Linked DNA regions of Mus musculus: region 1 is linked to region 2. The links are chromatin loops, found by intact Hi-C in ENCODE. Cell type or tissue: heart. All regions are shown on one strand. Each heading gives the region's core, and the rest is flanking DNA. Links, peaks and the distances in the headings are about the cores only. Region 1 holds the start of Cpd (carboxypeptidase D). Region 2 overlaps Cpd (carboxypeptidase D).

Region 1 (7,255 bases), core at 1,527-4,026, 57 kb before region 2:
CCAAAGAATGATAGAAAATGATAGAGAAGGAAATATTTGATTAGAGGTTAATATGTCCCCTGGGCTCTTTCCATTTGGGTGATTGCAAAACTGCACAGTGTAATGATGAAGTACTCCCAGAGGAGAAGAGGGTCTCTCTGCATGGAGCTGGGGCTTTATTTCAGATGAGTTACAGCCCTTGTGCAGCATACAGCCTCGACTAATGGGACAAAAAGAAGAAGTATTCTCAAAACTAGAGTGGTTGTGTGTTCTGTAGCAATTTCCTCCAAGATCAAAACCTTCTATCTCGGAGGGTCACATGTTAAGGTACAGAATGCTAAAGGAGGAGGGGAAGCTTTCCATCTTGCTGGAAAGCTTCATTAGCCCCAGAAGTAAACACTTCAGCCTCTTCAGGAAGTCCCTGAAACTGACCAGATTCACTAGACTCCTCCCTCTCTAAGCATATAAGCAGTAAAGACTACTAAGACACACTCTCAGATCTGCTGAGGTACCTAGAAGAGGCTCTGGGAGGATGCAGAGACCACCTGTCTAGAGGATGCTGAAGCCAACTGAATTGACTGCTAGATGCACTATCAACCTGTTGTACTGCCTGCAAGTTATGTAGTGCCCTCCAGTTTTCCAGTTTATGAGCCATCGCCCATGTGGAGTGGGCTTTTGGCGATGCAGCTATTGTCTTTGAGTGATTTCTGCTCCTGTAAGCAACCCCTGACTCATATTCCTGTAAGTAACATCAATAAAATTCATTGATTCACCAAGTTGAATTTTAGTAGTATCCTTGCTTTGGTCTGTCATTGGTTCCATATCTGTGGTGAGCAGACATTTGTTCATGTCTCTGCAGGAATAGTTTCACACAGCACTGCTTGTTACCATGGCAATGTTCAATTTGGAGCCAGCCTGCCATCCTCTCTCTGGGTCCGCAGGAACTGTCCCATTTCACCCCTAAAGTCATTTCCAGCCATTTCTTTCCATTTCCACCAGCTCCATCCTTGTTCAAGGACTCAGTACCTTCTTGGATTATGTGCTTCTTGTGGGTCTCTTGGCCTCATGTTTAAGATTGCCTATTCTGTTCTTCAAGTTACTGCCAGGGGGAGATTTTTCTAAATTAGCTTCAAACCCATCCTTGGCTCTTTATTGATACCTCTGTGATCCCCTTCACCAGTAACCTGAACCTACAAACAATTCTAGAACACCTAGGCTCTGCTCGTAAACTTTCCAACCTCCCGTGCATGCTCCTCCTTCTATCCAGAATTCTTCACTCCCATCTTGGCTTCTTCCCTAGCTTCTTGGTTGCCTTCTCCTCAGACTGAATGAGGTTTTCCTCAGGAATGTCCCCACAGATGTATTGCATTGTTCATCCCTGCATTGGATCTCTAACTATGCAAGCAATGCCTTGCTTCCCAGCTTCTAGCTTTGACAGACACCAATTACTCAATAAATACTCAGTAATCAGTGAATTCCACGGGCTCTATGAAGATTCAATTAGAGTTCAGAAACTCGAACCATCCAGCACCGAAAGAAGGGAATGATAATGGTTATCACAATTATGTCATTAGATGGGTTAGAATTTCACGCTTGATAAAAGGATTGCCAAACTTCAAATTTCTTCAAGCTAACGTGATTAAACTTTACTTGGAAGGTTAGGTTTTTCTGGACTTACCCAAATACCTTGGGGGAAGTACACTTGCCAAGCAGGTATTTCTAGACATGGCAAATCTATCTCTTAAAGACAGCATTCCAAAACTATAGCTATGGCTGTATAGAGGTGATCTAGATGCTCCTACTCAAAAGAAGTGTGAGAGGAGGGTAAGGTCACTAAAAAACGATATCTCCTCAGTGAGAGCAGAGACCAGCACACAAAGAAGATAGTTACAATCCAACACTTTTGAATGGCCAATTAAGACCACATTAAGACAGAGGGCGCCTACTATGGAAGTTTCCACTTAATAAAGGAGATACCTAGTCACGCGACAAATCAAAAATAGAATTGATTGCTTTATGAGGTGTCTCATTCTCTTCAACTGCATGTAGGCAGATGGGCTCAAGCCCAGGCAGAACCGATCAAGGGGGATGGGGGGGGGGCGGGGAGGAAGGTGCAAAGGAGATGGGACTAAGGAGGTCTTTGATTCTCCAAGGAGATTAAGATTCTTTCTAACTTCCTGATTTTCTCAAGAGTCCTTTAATCTTTGGAACCTTTCGATTCTTTTGATTACTGACTCTAAAGCATTAAAGCGTAGCTAAGAAATGCTGCAACGAAGAAGGGGGCTAGTAAAAGCTCTCAGAGAATTTCAGAGGAGAAGCCATAAAGAAGAGACTGAGCAAAAAACAAAACAAAACAAAACAAAACAAAACAAAACGAGAGAAGTAGAAGAGGAAATAGGGAGGCGGGAAGACAGAGGGTAGAACCTTAGTGGAGGAAAGGAAAGCGACTAAAGTCCCTAAGGACTGGAGTGGAGACACGCCCAGAGGGAAAATCGTCCGCTTTAAGGAAAGCCCCGCCCCCTAGAGTGACACCCAAGCATTCAAGGCTACGATTGGCTAAGGCTGGAAGGCGGGATGGGGTTGCTAGGCGCGGAGGGGATCCGGCGGGCTGCCGCCTCCCGGAGTGTGGAGCCGCTGGAGCGGAGCGGTATTAGCGGCGTTGCTGGAAGATGGCGAGCGGCCGGGATGAGCGGCCGCCCTGGCGGCTGGGACGCCTGCGTCTGCTGCCGCCGCCACCGCTGCTGCTGCTGCTGCTGCTACTGAGGAGCTCGGCCCAGGCGGCGCACATCAAGAAGGCTGAGGCGACCACGACAACCGTTGGCGGCTCCGAGGCGGCCGAGGGCCAGTTTGACCACTACTACCACGAAGCGGCGCTGGGCGAGGCGCTGGAAGCGGCGGCGGCCGCGGGGCCACCCGGCCTGGCGCGTCTCTTCAGCATCGGCAGCTCGGTGGAGGGCCGGCCGCTGTGGGTGCTGCGCCTCACAGCGGGCCTGGGGCCGCCGCCCACCGCCGCCGCGGGGCTGGACGCCGCGGGGCCGCTGCTGCCCGGCCGGCCGCAGGTGAAGCTGGTGGGTAACATGCACGGCGACGAGACGGTGTCACGCCAGGTGTTGGTCTACCTGGCCCGCGAGCTGGCGTCGGGCTACCGCCGCGGGGACCCGCGCCTGGTCCGCCTGCTCAACACCACCGACGTGTATTTGCTGCCCAGCCTGAACCCGGATGGCTTCGAACGTGCCCGCGAGGGTGACTGCGGCCTCGGCGACAGCGGCCCGCCTGGGACCAGCGGCCGTGACAACAGCCGAGGCCGCGACCTCAACCGCAGCTTCCCTGACCAGTTCAGCACCGGCGAGCCACCTTCCCTGGATGAGGTGCCGGAGGTGCGCGCCCTCATCGACTGGATCCGCAGGAACAAGTAAGCGTTGCCTGACTGCTTTCGGTCCCACGTGAGCCTTCGAGGCCAGGAGGCTTATTTTGACAGCCAGCAGGCGCCCAAACAGTGCTTGCCAGCCTAAGGGGTCGGGGGCAGTCGGTGTGGAGAGTGACACCCAGTAACTGGAACGGAGGCCAGGTTGCAGTACCTCTTCCTCTTGCTAACTGTAAAGAAGCCTGCTTGTGGCTGTCATTTGTGCAGGGCAAGCCGGGGGGCTTTTTCCCCCCTCCCATTCTATCCCTATTTTTGAAAGACCATCGTATATGAGCAACGGGTACGGATTTTAAGGATTCCTAAGTTAGCACCTTCATTATGTATGTAGCTAAGCTTGTCACTAGAAGCACTGTGGCAAGCACTTTCTGCGACTGCATTATGTCACTCGATGTTGACCACAACCGGGCGACCTAGACACCACTCATATCCTCTAGACACCACTGGTACTCTTGTTTTGCATACGGGGAAATTGAAGGGCAGACTGGTTGACTAACATCGGGGAATCTAAGCCTGGTTACTCAGTGCTCCACTGCCAGGGAGACAGAATGTAGTTCAGAAATAGCAAACGACACCCCCAGTCACTTCCTCTGCTACTGGATAGAAACCCATTCTCCTGCCTTTACTTCTGATTTTGCTTAGGGGAGTATGGAATAAGGGGAAACCCCCACAGATCAGAACTGCTTCATTTCTGATGCCAGCTGTACTCTTTCTTACTGCGGTAGTACAGCCAGACATTGACATCGGTAACATTTAAGCACCCTGTGGGGTTTTATATTTTTGGTTGTGAGCCTAGCCTTTAACGGGCTGAGCCAGCTCTCCAGCCCGCGTGGGGTTTTAAAAGGTAAAAAGTAGAAGTATGAGGACCTTCAAAACCTAGTATGTAACAAGAGCTGTTATAACTACATATGAGAGGTTTACTCAGTTAAAACTTGACAGAAACTGTGCCCCATGACAAAATGTGCATGAGCTGCAAACATATCTCTTGGAGAGGGGCTATGATCTAACTCTTCAGAGATGAATAGTAAGAGGAAGGAGGAATGGAGGAAGATGGTACTTACTCCAGATAGAGTCTTCTTGTCTGAAGTAAACCTGTACCTCTTTCCTTTCTAGAGCACCAGCTGTGCCAGCATATTCCCTATGTGTATCTTCGTAAGGCTTTTGAGGGCGGTAGTTGGGATCTTTGTATCATGAGTTGAAGGTTTTTTTGACTGGCAGATGAGCTGAAGGTAAAGATGAAGAAAGACGTTTCTCTGTGAGACTTGGAATCATTTCTTATGTAGCCCAGACTGGCTACAGACAGGCTATGTAGCCAGGTATGACCTGAGCTCCTGATCTTCCTACTTTTGCCGTAGCTGAGATTACAGGCATGTGCCACCAGCCTTGCTTTATGCCGTGCCTGGGGTTGAACCCAGGGCATCATGCATGCTAACAAGTACTGTACCAACTGAGCTACATACAGCCCTCCTGAAGTGATGTCTTTTGTAAGATGTCAGTCATATATTATGAAATCTAGAAAATTGTGGACATTATGATCGTTCCAGATGGTTTTAGTCATCTGCCTTTGACTTTACTAGTGTGTAGAAGGTCCCCTGTAGATGCTTATCCTGTTTAGATGTTGTAGGACAGTTTCCTCTCCCTGACCATGTTAGACTTCTGAACATCTGCACAAGTTTGATTTTGATATGGCCCTTAAACTGTCAGGTGCTACGACAAGCAGGCCTTTTTATTTTACTTTTCGTTGTTGTTTTGAAACAGGGTCTCACTATATAGACTTGGCTGGCCTGAAATTCACCAGGTAGACCGGGTGGCTGGCCTCAAATTCACAGAGATACTTGTGCCTCTGCTGGAATTAAAGGTGCTTGCCATTGCCAGCTAGGGCTTTTTTTTTTTTTGAGAAACTGTATCACCTGCACTGTTTGCATTGCTTGGGTGTTTAAAAATGTCCCATAACACCTCTTGCAGGGACTTTATCTTTGGTTGTTCTGTTGTGGCCAAATGTGAAGAATTTTCCTGGGGTGATACTGATAGTCTCAAGGCAAAAATTCACTCTCTGCTTAACTCTTCCAAATATTAAAAAGGGATATTAAAAAGAAAAACACAGACATTAGTCTATGTGAGAAAACTATACTTTTAAATGTGTTTTGTGAAGTAAGTTGTTTCAGCGACGTCCTGATATTCCTTTCATCCAACTCCTTCCTTCTCTCTCTCTCTCTCTCTCTTTCTTGCTCTCTCTGTCTCTCTCTCTCTCTTTCTTCCTCTCTCTCTCTCTCTCTCTGTCTGTCTCTCTCTCTTCTTGACAGGGTTTCTCTGTGTGGCCTTGGCTGGCAAGCCTTATGCTCAGAGAAACCTACCTCTCAAGAGCTGGAATTAAAGGTGTCCACCACCTCCTCCCAGTGCATATGAAGTTTTTCCATGCTGACATTTATAGTTCAGTAGTGGAGTGCCTTCCTCATCTACGTGGGGCCCTGAACTGAAAGGTGAGGGATGAGGGAGAAAAGAGAGAAAAACTCTTAAGACATTTCTTTGGTTTATGAGGGTTGAGCCTCGGGGCCTGGAAAGCATTCTACCATTGACCTACATCCCAACCTTTGCTATACTTAATAAAGAATGTTATCATCATGTTGGGTGTGGATACAGATTTTTTTCTTTTTTCTTTTTTGTTTTTGTTTTTTGTTTTTTGTTTTTTTTTGGAGTCAGGGTTTCTCTGTATTGTCCTGGCTGTCCTGGAACTCATTCTGTAGCCCAGAGTGGCCTCGAACTCAGAAATTCACCTGCCTCTGCCTCCCGAGTGCTGGGATTAAAGGCGTGTGCCACCACGCCCGGCTAATTCAGATTATTTTTGAGGGATATTGTATATGATGTATAGTATTTTCGAGTCTTTATTGTTATCCAAATATCAAATTCTCCATTTTTAAAGAGGTTGTTTATAGGGCTATAGGAAGAATATAATAAAGTTAATTTCAAAGTTAATTTTTAAAATCTATAAAGATTATTATTTTTAATATGGTATATTTAGCGACTTCTTTAAATCTTATGATACTGAAGTCAAACACTTGAGGATTTGAGTGGAAATCTTAAAACATCTTTCAAATAAGATTGCAAATGATCGCTCTTTGACAAAGATACTAAAGAGTAGCCTTACAGCTACTGTGACAGGTATTGCTTTGTTTTGACATTGTCCCCAGAAGAGTGACATTGTATCTTAAAACTATGTAATTAGAATACAGAGAATCACATTTAATTACTCTCATAGATTACTAACCTTACTTGGTTGTAAGAGTGGTTGAAACATCAGGTCCTCTTTATGATGTTTCTGAGAAGTATTGCAACAGTGTTGAACAAAAGGATCTCTCATTTAGTAGAGCCTTAACCTAAAATATGTGAAGTAGCACACCCTACTTACACAGAATATTCAGGGCTTTTCTGTTGTTGCTCGTATGTACTTTAATGCCTGCAGTAGTATCCAGCTCATAGTTAATACTTTAAAAATGCTTGCTGCTAAGTGAAGTGCCTGAACTGGGAGAGCCTTTTTATAGTTTTCCCAAAGTAAATGGAGGAAAAAAAATCTTGAGTTATTTTAGAAATACAACCAGAACGTAAATGGTTAATACAGTAGCTAGGTGGAATCCGAAAGCTCGCTGTGACAGCCTTTGTTGTTCCCAGGTTGTTCTGTCACTCAAGGAGGGGCAGAGGCAGTCAGAAGCGGACTGAAACTGACCAGGATGCTAGAGAGCTCCAAAGAAATGAGGAGCTAGTGTGGAGTTCTGATCATGTGTTGGTTTTAATAGATGTAATAATTCTGAGAGGCGGGTTGAATATTCACATTTTATAGATGAGATAGAAATGGGGATT
Region 2 (7,255 bases), core at 2,698-5,197:
AGAAAATGACCCCACTATTATTCCTAAGGCAATGATTGGCAAACATGTTCTATAAGGGCCAGACAGTATATAATTTGGCTTTGCAGCAGCAGACATTCCGTAGCTGCTAAATCTTACCATTATAATGCACTAAAGTAATTAAACATAAATGAATGGACTTGGTAATGTTCAAATAAAAATTTACACAGAAAAGCAGCCAGCCAACAAACTGGATTTTATGTCAGGAATGCTTCTGTGACCACCATTCTTTGTCACTAAGAGGCTACGAAGAACATTAATTATACAGTATTGTCTCATTTCTTTTAAAATTTGTTTGAAGCAAATAAAAATTGTATTCTACACTTCAGTTTCTTTTAGTGTTTTGCCCTTTAAAATAACGATTTAAAATGGACAATAAAGACTTTGTGTTTGGGGGCAGGGGGCTGTCAGTTCCACAGAGAGCTAATGAACTCTTGATTTCTTTTTCATTTTAGTTGGTTGACAGGACTAGAATTGTGATTGTTCCCTCTCTGAATCCAGATGGGCGAGAGCGTGCTCAAGAGAAAGACTGCACCTCAAAGACTGGGCACACAAATGCTCATGGCAAAGACCTGGACACAGACTTTACAAGTAGGTCTAAACTTTAGGCCATTTAGTGCTTTTGAAGAGTCTTTCTGTGCAAGGAGATTGGTCAGCCCCACTTTGTGAGTGACGAATGCGGTGCTTACTTATGTAGGCTATGAGTGTGAAGTGTAAATCAATACAGACATTCAGAAAACATTTTAAACATTTTTTCTTTCACTTAGCAAAAGTAATTGAAGTTGTGTGTGTGTGTGTGTGTGTGTGTGTGGTTTTTAAAAGAAACGTAGTGGAGATTATTGGGGTGTTCCAGTGCCTATAGAAGGTAGCAAAGGCCCTCTATTTCTCTACCCTTCCGAATATGTGCACACACAGCATACATGCATGCTGTTATATGTAATGTCCTAATGTGCACACATTATCTCAAACTATGCACAGCTTGGAATAACCTCCCTCTGAGAATGTCTTTTCTTGGTTGAGGCAGCATATAGTGAGACAATTGCCCACACATTTTTAGTTGTTGTTGTTGTTGTTGTTGTTGTTGTTGTTCTAGATAGGGTTTCTCTGTGTGGCCCTGGCCATCCTGGAACTCACTCTGTAGATCAGTCTTGAACTCAAGAGATCTACTTGCCTCTGCCTCCCAAGGGCTTGGACTAAAAGCATGCACCACCACTGCCTAGCTACCTAGAGGTTTTGTAAGCCAGCATAGTGATGGAATTCAAATAGAGTATTTTTTTATACTTTCACAAAAATTAAAACTTGATATTTATCTTTAACTTTTCTGTTTTTAGGTAATGCTTCTCAGCCTGAGACCAAAGCCATCATCGAAAACTTGATTCAAAAGCAGGACTTCAGTCTTTCCATTGCCTTAGATGGTGGTTCTGTGCTGGTCACATATCCGTATGATAAACCAGTGCAGACAGGTATGCTGAGGATCGGTTTTCACATGTGGTATTTAATCCTGGTAGGACTTTCCAAGTCACTAAGTAATGTTCCTCCTAAAAGTTCTTCAGTAATGAGCATTTGCTTTGCTTTATGCTCAAATAATCAGCCTTATCCTACTGCACGTAAAGAATTCAGGCAGATTGGAGAGGGAAGACCCGACGGAGGCCGAGTGGCAGCATCTGGTCATACCTGTTCAGTAAGCTCTACTTTCTCAAAAGCTGTCAGGTTTTGAGAAATTCCTGTTTGTAGATTTTGAGAATACAAAAGCGAGTCTGGCACAGTGTCAGTGCTCATAGTAACAGTCTAACCACTCCCTCCCACGCTTGACACCCTGCCTAGTGGGCTGTGCCTTGTGGTAAGCTCAACACTTGCTTGTTGAATCTCCCCCAGGTCATGGAAAATGCAGACAGTTTGAGTTGTTTCGATGTAGCTTACAAGGAATATTGTTATTAGGCCCCAGTTGTCCATAATTTAGGTACAATAAGACCAAAAGAATATTGTATCTTAGTATAGAGGCCTATTGTAAATTTACCATTAGTATTTTTTTAATGTAAAGAAGATGTTTGCTCCTAAGTAAGATTGTCTAACACTAAACAAATCAATGTTGTTATTTATGATAACTTCTCAGTAAACTTCAGTGGGTGCAGAACTTGCTAGAAAGGAGAAAAGAAGACCTGAATCCACGATACTAAACTTGAGAAAAAAATCTTTTCAATTTTTCCACTGACTTTCAATTTTTTCTTTTTGGTAGTGGAAAACAAAGAAACTTTAAAGCATTTGGCATCTCTTTATGCAAATAACCATCCATCAATGCACATGGGTCAGCCCAGTTGCCCAAATAATTCAGGTAGGTACTTCCCCTACGCTGGGTTACTTGTTTTGGTTGATTGTTTTGGGGACAGGAGAGTCTTTGGGCTTGTTGACCCTACATCTCACAATGGTTTTTATAGATGAGAACATACCTGGAGGAGTGATGCGGGGAGCCGAGTGGCACAGTCACCTGGGCAGCATGAAGGTATGCTTTGGAGAGCGAGCATGGTTAGATGGGCTGAAGAATGCTGGTCATTGAGCAGAAAGCTAAGATAGAAAAGTGACTGGCATCTGGCATCTGCCTTGTGACTTCCTTGACATGCTTAGGCCTTAAATTAACCTGGCTGTAATCTTCTATTTTAAGCATTCTCAATTGTATAACTTAGTAGCACTAACTATACTTATTTCCAACCACTACAAGTCTACTTCTAATTGTTTTCATTACCTCAGACTGCACCTGTACCAGTCAAGCAGTGAGCGACTCCCTGTTCTCTCTCCCCACAGCCCCTGGCAACTGCTGCTTCTGTCTCTAGGAATTTGCCCATTCTAAATATCTCCTAAGTAAACTTACCTGTTAATCCTTTTGTATCTAATTTCTTTTCTTTTTTTTTTCCCCCTTTTTTGAGACAGGGTTTCTCTGTGTAGCCCTGGCTGTCCTGGAACTCACTTTGTAGACCAGGCTAGCCTCGAACTCAGAAATCCACCTGCCTCTGCCTCCCGAGTGCTGGTATCAAAGGTGTGCACCACCACGCCCAGCTCTGTATCTAACTTCTTATGTTAACATAATTTTTTGAAGTTTATCCATTTTATAGCACATATCACATACCTTTAGAACAAAATATTATTCCGTTATATATAGCATCTTTTGTTTATCAACTTATATGTTGATAGACAAAAGTATATAGTTTTGTTAGGCCTGAGTTTTCACTCTGTCTAGGTAGAGACCTAGGAGCGGCATTACTGGATATTATTACTGAATATTACTTTATTTCCATTTTTAATGCTCTGAAGAACCACCAAGCTCTTCTGTAGCATCTCTACCATCTTACACCTATCAGCTGCATTCAAGGACTCCATCTTCTCTGTATGCTCAGAAATGCCTGTGATTCTAATTTGCGTATCCTATCAGATGTAACATCATCTCGCTGTGGTTTTCATTTTCATTTCTTCAATGGCTAATGACATTTGACTGACTTTGTATGTGCTTGCTGGTTATTTGTATGGCTTCTTTGAAGAAGTTATCTATCCAGATCTTCTGTCCACTTTACAATTAGGTTTGGGCCAGCAGGCTGTCTCAGAGGGTACAGGTGCTTTCTGCCAAGCTTTAGGACCTGAGTTTAGTCCCCAAAACACACGTAGTGAAAAGAAAGAAACAACTTCTACAAGTTTACCATGACATGGATGCACACACAATGTTAATTTTAAATTTTTAATTGGGATGCTGGAGAGATGGTTAAGAGCTCTAGTCACTTTTCCAAAGGATCCAGGTTCAATTCCTAGAACTCACATGATGGCTAATAACCAAACATCTGTAACTCCAATCTTAGGAGGTCCAGTGCCCTCTACTGGCCTCATTAGATACTGCACATACATACACATGCATGCAGGCAAAACAGCATCCACACACATAAAGTAAGAATGAAATTAAATTTTTTTAACCAATTGGATTGTTAGTTTTCTATATAGTCCACATATTAAATCCTTTTCATGTTCATGACTTACAAATAGTTCCAGCTCCCATCCTATAGGCTAATGTTTTAACTTTTAAGAATTACGTTTATTTGGAGGTGGAAGTGAGCATGCGCCACTTGTGGAAACAAGAGCACAGCCTGTGGGCGTCAGTGCTCTCCTCCCACCATGTGGGCCTGGGATGGAATTCAGGTCTCTTCCTCATGATTTGTTGGCATATTAAGATTCTGTTTTTCTTGTCAGAGTTTTATGGCTTTAGCTCTTAATATTGTTTAAGTTCGTTTTGTATACAGTGTGAGACAGGAGCTTAGTTTCATGGGAGGGCAGGGATCTAGATGTTTTTTTTGTCAAAAATGTGAGTTTTTCCTCATTGGATGGTCTTGATGTCCTTTCAGAAAGCAATTGAACACAGAAGTATGGGCTTATGTCCAGACATAATCTCACGGGGTTACAGCTGGTCTTTTGCTGTTGTACTGTTTTTGCTATAACTGTGATTTATAAGTCTTTTGACACTGTTCTTCTTAAGGATTGTTTGGGTTATTCAAGAGTCTCTGCAATTCCAGCTGGACTGGAAGTTGGCTTTTCATATTCTGCATAAAAGGCTGTTTGGATGGACTTAGGGATTGCTCTTCTTTCTGACCCCATTTAGTAAGTGCTCTTACAATTACACAGTGAGTGGTTAACTGATCATTGGTTCTTGTGAGTAACAAGAAATTGACTTCATTTCTATTCATTCCTTTACTTTGTAAGAGTTTGCTATGTGGGGGAATACAGAGCTAGTTCAGCAGTTAGGAACACTGGCTCCTCTTCCAGAGGTTTCAGGGTCAGTTCCCAACACCAACATGCTGGGAACATGCCGGCTCTCAGGTACTTCTGGTTCAGTGCCAGAGAATCGGATGCCTGACCTTTGTGGGCACTCCACACATGTGGTGCACATAGGTACATGCAGGCAAAACACACATATACATAAAATACATCTAAAAAATGTTTAAGGAATTTACTATGTGGGAGCATCTTGCTGTATTAATGATAAAATATTTTCCAATGCCTATCAAACAAGTAGCTGTTTCAGAATTAATTGATTTGATCTAGAAGAGAGCATCTTTCCAGATATCATGAAAATTTAAAGATAGAAAATGTTATACCAAGTCAGAGCCACAGAGCCACAGCCTTCCCTTTATGTGAAGGCTAATGTCTGTGATGCAGAAAAAGTGACGCAGGATGCTCAGAAAGAGAAGGTGGCATATGCAGAGACCAGTAAGCAGTTTACTGAGTAGCCTTTACCAAATAGAGACAAGAAGGAAAAGAGTTTAGAATTCTGAATTGGTATGTTTTAATAAGGAATGGAAAGTCACTGAAGGTCTTGAGCAAGAATATAGTCTTTGAGCAAGAACGTGATCTGAGTTGTGCTAATAGTGAGCTAGGATACTTTGGGAGGAGACACTGCAAAGAAACTGGTTTGAAATAATCTAGACAAGTGACAATAGGATATGAATCAAGCATTAAAGCTTTAGTTTTGATACTGAAGTGCAGTGACAGCATTTGGAAATTATGGATAATAGTGAATCAAATCAAAATGGAGTTTCTGGCACAATAACCCTAAGGATGCAGTAGTGGCATAAATACCTTAGTGGTAACCAACAGCTCTCCAACTGGACTTAAGACAGGTTCAACAAGAAGGAAACCACGAGTAATGTTAGAAACCTAATTAACTATTTAGCTAGTGAGGTCTTAGAGAATCCACAACCACCCACTTTACTAAACCAGCATGAACACTTACTACATTCTAATTATTTATCCTTATATCACAGATAAACGTCCTCACCCTTCATCAACATAGAGACACCATTACAGAAAACTACAACCAATCAAAATGCAGAGTTGCAGAGTCCAGTCCCAATAGATAAATCTAGAAAACAAGTCTAGCACTTACAGTCTCAGAGAACATTGCAAAAGAGAGGGAAGGATTGTAAGGTCAGAGGAGTTTGCTGTGAGATTGTGTCTTTTATAGTTTTTATAAACTATAAAAATCTCACCAATGTAATTGCCTAAAAATGAGCCGAGCAAGGACAAGTACAATAGACATGCCAAAGTGGGTAGGGGAAAAACACAGGGCCTCAACCCTATACAAAGAACTGTGGGCAACTTAGAAATGGTTAGAGCTGGAGATATAGTATTCCCCAAGGAACAGCACACCAATTGATTATAGCCATCCCTTGAAACATACATATTAGTTACAGTATATAGACTGAGCAGGTTATATTTAGAAATCTATATGTATATACATAACGTAGGCAACAGCAATCAATGTCAAAAGAAGCCATGGATTTGAAAGAGAGCAAGGAGGGATACATGGAAGGGTTTGGAGGGAGAAAAGAGAAGGGAAAAATTATGTGGTTACATTATAATCTCAAAAATAAGAAAAAAATTATAACAAAAAAAGTTTGTTGACAATGTGAGAAAGTTAATATCATTAGGTAAGCGGGAGAGTTTCGGGGGAGGTGGTAAGTAGAGTTTGGAATCTGTCTGCATACCTGGTTCCTGCACTTGACCAAGTGCTCCACTATAGCAGTGGCCATTGTCACAGCAGGCTCAGACTGGAAGGATCAGGACAAGTACTTGTCCTTTACCTCTAGTGCCAGGGTAGCAACAGTGGGAGTTGGAGAGTTGAAAGGCAAGCTGGCTCTCCACGTGGACTCATTTGTGCAGCAAACCCCAGTACACTGTCTGTCCTACAGGCACCATGGGAGGCACTGCTACATCAGAGTGGACAAGACAGTCACTGTCCTCAAGGGACCCTTATTGTACATGCTGATTTATTTATATTTGTTGTAAGACTTATCACAAAAGCTGCTTACATCACACATTTTCCTTTTAGTTCATTTGTTTACAAAGTTAATTTTCACATGTACTAATTTGACTCTGGACTTTATATTCCAGGATTATAGTGTCACCTATGGCCATTGCCCAGAAATCACGGTATACACAAGCTGCTGCTACTTCCCAAGTGCAGCTCAGCTCCCTGCCCTATGGGCAGAGAACAAGAAGTCTCTCCTTAGCATGCTGGTGGAGGTGAGCTGGTTTTGAGTTGTTTGCTTCCCTCTGATACTGAGGATCAAACCCTGAGCCTCATGCATGCTGGGCTTCATCACAGGAGTGTATTCAATGAAAACCTTTATTAAAACATTTTTAAATGTATATAGAAAGAAGAATTTTGTTCTTTGTGTGTGTGAGAGAGAGAGAGGCAGAGAGA

The links. A loop is a pair of places that touch in the nucleus more often than their neighbours do. Peaks named below come from ENCODE experiments on the same cell type or tissue, not always from the same donor. Only the 100,000 strongest peaks of a DNase experiment are listed, where the experiment ranks them.
Region 1: it touches region 2 in a loop (3-fold over the local background); 1 of 42 quality-filtered maps calls a loop at or near these places.

What each region holds. Positions count from the first base shown.
Region 1 is chr11:76,842,360-76,849,614 of GRCm38, reverse strand. It overlaps Cpd (carboxypeptidase D), which reads left to right and starts at 2,607. Exons shown (of 21, transcript NM_007754.2): 1 at 2,607-3,391. The coding sequence starts at 2,649. In heart, for the core only: a CTCF peak has its summit at 2,675; DNase peaks (open chromatin) are centred at 2,544, 3,384 and 3,854; H3K4me3 peaks cover 2,142 bases; H3K27ac peaks cover 2,182 bases.
Region 2 is chr11:76,786,090-76,793,344 of GRCm38, reverse strand. It overlaps Cpd (carboxypeptidase D), which reads left to right. Exons shown (of 21, transcript NM_007754.2): 14 at 474-609; 15 at 1,350-1,481; 16 at 2,255-2,350; 17 at 2,454-2,518; 18 at 6,943-7,074. Among named protein-coding and RNA genes, the nearest start is that of Gosr1, 26 kb to the right of the region's middle. In heart, for the core only: a CTCF peak has its summit at 3,889 (motif pointing left); no DNase peak of the experiment used is centred there.